2 separate regions of the Homo sapiens genome follow, and region 2 is linked to region 1. Evidence: chromatin loops called from intact Hi-C (ENCODE). Cell type or tissue: ascending aorta. All regions are shown on one strand.

Region 1 (2,500 bases):
AACTCAAGCCTCTTTCTGGCAACACTGAAACCACAGGAGAAACTTCCACGTCTCCATCATGAGCCGCCCTGCTCACACCTAAGCTGGGTGCCCAGGCAGCCCCGCCTTGACCTGTCCCGAGAGGAAGTCCTCTAGAGACTCCCACGATCAAATCACCCTTCCATGTGGAGATGGCCACACCACCATGTGGGTGATGCTCCTCTCATGAACTTCATGGAGTAAGGGGGCTCCCTGCCCCCTGGGGGAACCTGACCCTAATTCTGACTCAGCAACTCACCATGAGCCATTATCCCGGGGATGCCAACAGCCCCCTTAGGACATGGCCTGAATGGACAGACACATAAGGCCTCGTGTGAGGAAGAAACACAGAAGCACCGGGCAGGGGGAAGCAGGCGCTCGAGGGGCTCACAGATGCACACACGACGAAGCCGTTCTTGTGGCTCAGCTCAAGGCTCAGCTGAACTGAAGAAGCAATTATAGCTTTTAATTCAAAAATAAGATTCCCAAGGATTGGTGCCATTTGCCCATTAACTTCACAGATTATACCTATTAGTGGTCAAGACAAACACGTGGCTCTCAGATCTAAACCTTCTTTAGGGACACTAAAGAAACTGAGGCTTGGGACAGACAGACACCAGGCAGAGCTGAGCAGGTAACTTAACAGCTGACACTGAGGGAGCAGAAAATGGCATTTCTCTCATTCTGCAGCAGACACGGGGCAGTGTGGGCCAGATGCCAAGTATGAGGCCAGGACACCAAGCCAGCCCTGGGCCCTCACTGCTCAGCCAGGACCCTTTTCTCCTGAACTAAACCATCTGGGTTTAGTTGAACTAAACCTGGGGCTGCCCGTGCAAAGGCATCTGCCACATTCAGTTCTCAGCAAGTTGGCAACACTGACAAGCATCCCTGCAAGAGAGGTGAAGACTCAAGTTCTATTTGTTTCTGGCATGAAAAGCGATGGTTTCCTTCTCATCACTCATAAAAAATAGCAGAAATGTGGCAATTGCGGGATCGATCCCACCGCACACCATACGTGTGCATATGCTACCATGCACATAGGCCTCAACCCAGGCATGGGAAATACCAGTAGGAGCGGCAAAGAGACCTTCCAATCTCTCTAGAAACTCCCTACAACTGAACCAGTGCTACTTCAGATCCCGCCGCACACCATACGCGTGCATATGCTACCATGCACATAGGACGTGAGGTCTGGCGTCAACTCAGGCATGGGAAATACCAGTAGGAGTGGCAAAGAGACCTTCCAATCTCTCTAGAAACTCCCTACAACTGGACCAGCGCTACTTCAGGTGACAGCCGCGTACATTCCTCAAATGATGACAACAGGCAGCCAGAATACCGCATCATCACCCCTCCATTGAGGTGATTTAATTACATTGTGGTTCCTACTTTTTAACACATATTATTTTGGAAGACATGTGAAGTTAAAAAAGCCAATGGCTGCAAAACATTTATCATTATTTGATATAGTTGAAATAGGATCAAAGCGGGTTCACATCAACAGACCTGGATGTGTCAGATACAGTTGGATGAAAGCCAGCAGCCACTTTAGCTGAGGAGTGTGCCACAGACCTCACACACGAGACCGACACAGGCAAACAGCAACACATGCAGCTGGCTCCCTACAGGAGACGGGCCCAAGTGAGGAACACTGCAGCCTCCTGGGGTACATGACACTTGCGAAAGTGACGTGAGTGGAGGCTGCGGAGGGCAGAGTTTTAGTGAGTCCTAGGCCATGCTACCTGTCGGAGGGAGTCGGAGGAGGGAGAGGCGGGGCGGGCAGAGGAGCGGAGACTAAGAGAAAGCTCCCACTGGTCGACAAAAAATCGACGAGGAGGTTCAGGCTCTGGCTATAAAATACAAGATGGAGAAAAACAAAAGTAAAGGAAATGTTAAATTAAGTCACACACTGACCTCTGAACATAAGATGGTTGTAGAGCCTTTTACTCTAGACCTTTATCTAAATACCATGTATAGTAAAAAAAAAAAAAAAAAAAAAGTAGCTCCAGAAGCATAAGCGGCCCATGCAAGGCTTCCGTTTTGCTTTTAACTGTCCTTCCCTCATGCTTGCAGCAGAGCACACCCTGGAACGCGGTCCCGCAGCTGTGGGCCGCCCGGCACAGCCTCGGCCTCCCTCTGAATGGGTAAGGCAGCCTGCAGGAAGGGCAGGGGGATGGCTTGTCGACTCACATGCTCTGTGCTCTGCCAAGCAACCCCCGGCCTGAGCTGGGATTTCTCCAGGGCAAAAAGATTCTCCCGCCACCCTATCACTCCATTGGCCTTAGAAGTAGCAGGCAGCGGAGACAGCAAATCTAGAGTGAAGCTCGCTCCTTCTACAGAAGGGCCAGGAATGCAGCATCTCTTCCTTCCACTTAGTGCTCAGAGAGGCTCTGCTTGCCAAAGAGCCAGCTGAATCCCAAGCAAAGATGAGGAGAAAAGACTTGAGCCCAAATCCTCTGCAGACTGCACATAGCACACGTAA
Region 2 (2,500 bases), 72 kb after region 1:
ACATCAAAGACTACAGCCAAAGCTTCTCTTCTGCCCAGAGAGCAGAGAAAGAAGGGATGAGGGAGAGAAGAGGCTGTATTTAGCAGGAAGACTGAGACAAAAGGGATGAGGTGGGTCACACAGGCCAAGCCCCACAGGAGCATGTTCACTCGGTGGCGGAAGGGCCATAGAAACTGAAGGGCCCAGCTGCTCTCTCAGCTTACAGGGAGGGGCAGACACAGGCCCAGAGGGATCCGAAAGCAATCACCTTATCAAGTTATTCAAAATCCAGATTGAAAGTCAGGACCGGAAATCCTCGCTAGTAACAACAGGGTATTAAGTGGAGGAGAGTGTGGCAAGCAGGTACAGATGACAAAGCAGGCAGCATCTCAAGTCCTTGGCTGGGTATTCCTGGGAGTCCCCTGTGGCTGTCTCAGGGAACAGAGACAGGATGCTCTTGACAGTTTTAACCGGAGCAGCTCTACCTGACCAGGAGGCCAGAGAAGACTGCACTTTCCCTGGCTTCGGGGGTGGGCAGGCACCCCTACTTCCGAAAAGAACAAAAAGAGAACAAAAGCTGCCTCATACCTTGTGGACCATATCAGAGCAGCCAGCACAGCTTGCATTCTCACACTCTGCCTGCAACCAGGACACCGCCTGTGTGAAACAACGACCCACATGTGTATTCACTGCACACACACGGCCCCGGAGAGTTCTTTCATTTAGTGTAGGGAACTAACTTATAAATGGGACACATCTTTGTATGTGCAAAAGATCCCTCAGGCGAGCCTCTGTGAGAACACCCACCTGCAGCCCCGGAATGTCTCAGCACATGCGACACTGAGTCATCTTAGCGCCACACACATGCAGACAGAGGCACTGCACACACATGTGGACACATCCCCAAAGTACCAGGGGACACAAATCCAAAACCACCAGGTGATTGGGGAAAGTTCCTCTTATGTGGAAGATAGAGGAAAAGCCAATGGCTAATGTGATGTTTAAGTGAGGGCTGATCTATTTTCCCCTTCTCTGCTCCAAAGCCATTCTACTCCAAGTGTGCACATCACAGGAGGACCTGAGGGAGTGGTGGGCAAGTTCCTACAAGCTGCCTATTTTTAACCTCTGGTCTTTCCTGCCCTCTTCCCTGGGGAACACCCCTCCCTCTGCTCTCCAGCAAAGGGCCCAGCTGAACCACATGATACCCCTTCCAAGCCGGAAGATGGGTGGGGAGGGCCCTGCTATCGCCTCTCCATACTTCAGATTTCAAAGAGTATGGACTGAGGAATTTGGACAAAAAGTGGGAGGGAAGAAATTGTTTAAATCACAAAGAAAGGAGGAGTGAGACTTCAGAAGAGAAACGCAGCACATCAAATATCTGCTGTCCATCTAAGATCAGAGCCGGGCTGCAAGGCCACATGGCTGGATTGGCCCCCTCTCCCCACTTCGTTCTCCCAGGCCAGCCTACAGCCGCTGCACGCGTTCATCTTGCAGCCTGGGCCCTGCCAGCAAGACTGTGCCCGCCAAGACAGCCTCTACACACCCAGAGGACAGTGGGCCCCCCAGCATGGCCAAACTGCCAATGAGACAATGTTTTCCCTTCATGAAGAGGTAACTGGGACAAGGAAATCCCTTAAGGAAAGAGGAAAAGACCTCGGTGTCTGCCTTGCTCCAAACTCCAATTTGCAGTCCAGCTTTCTCTCACCTTCACCGTGTTCTGTGCGCACCACTGAGATAGAATTACCAACATGAACTGAACAGTGAATTCTGCTCATTCTGGTTTTGCATCAACCTATCATTGTAAAATCAAAGTATGAAAGAAAAGATGCCTCAATCCCCTCAAGATCAAATTTTTATCTTATTTTTATTTGCTCTGTTGTCCAGGCTGGAGTGCAGTGGTGCCATCATAGCTCACTGTTAACCTCCAACTTCTGAGCTCAAGTGATCCTCCCACGTCAGCCTCCCGAGTAGCTGGGACCACAGGCGATGGTGTGCACCACCACACCCGGCTGATATTTTCTTAAATTTTTTGTAGAGATGGCATCTTGCTATGTCACCCAGGTGAAACTTCCTGGGCTCAAGTGATTCTCCCACTTCAGCCTCCCAATGTGCTGGGATTAAAGGTAATGAGCTACTGTATCTGGCCTAACTTAACAATGCTCATCTTCAAACCGCTTCAAATACAGTTATGAATTCATCCACACATACCGTGTCTCCTACCAGACAGACATTATGTGTTTAATAGCAAAAGTTTAAAAAAAAAAAACCCACAAAACTGCCAGTACAGATCCAGGATACCAACTCTAAGGTACTGGGTTCTCAAGCCTCTGCTCCTGTAAAGCAAGGCACGAGAGCTTGAAAGCTCCAGAGCTGATCTACCAGATGCCTGTGTCATCCACCTCCCTCCCATCCCTGCCACTGGAAAAGAAATCACACTGCAGTCTGGCAAGTCCCCACTCCCACTGCCTGCCCTGCTCCGGCGTGGCCTTACTCCCTCCACAGCAATCTGCAAGTGCCCCCG

Evidence for each region. Peaks named below come from ENCODE experiments on the same cell type or tissue, not always from the same donor. Only the 100,000 strongest peaks of a DNase experiment are listed, where the experiment ranks them.
Region 2: a loop joins it to region 1, with 7 times the contacts of the local background. A loop is called at or near these places in 2 of 110 quality-filtered maps.

Annotation. Positions count from the first base shown.
Region 1 is chr22:17,873,687-17,876,186 of GRCh38, forward strand. All of the region lies in intron 16 of MICAL3 (microtubule associated monooxygenase, calponin and LIM domain containing 3), which reads right to left. Among named protein-coding and RNA genes, the nearest start is that of LINC00528, 98 kb to the left of the region's middle. In ascending aorta, no CTCF peak of the experiment used is centred here; no DNase peak of the experiment used is centred here.
Region 2 is chr22:17,945,740-17,948,239 of GRCh38, forward strand. The region is part of intron 1 of MICAL3 (microtubule associated monooxygenase, calponin and LIM domain containing 3); the gene reads right to left. Among named protein-coding and RNA genes, the nearest start is that of MIR648, 34 kb to the right of the region's middle. In ascending aorta, no CTCF peak of the experiment used is centred here; no DNase peak of the experiment used is centred here; H3K27ac peaks cover 703 bases.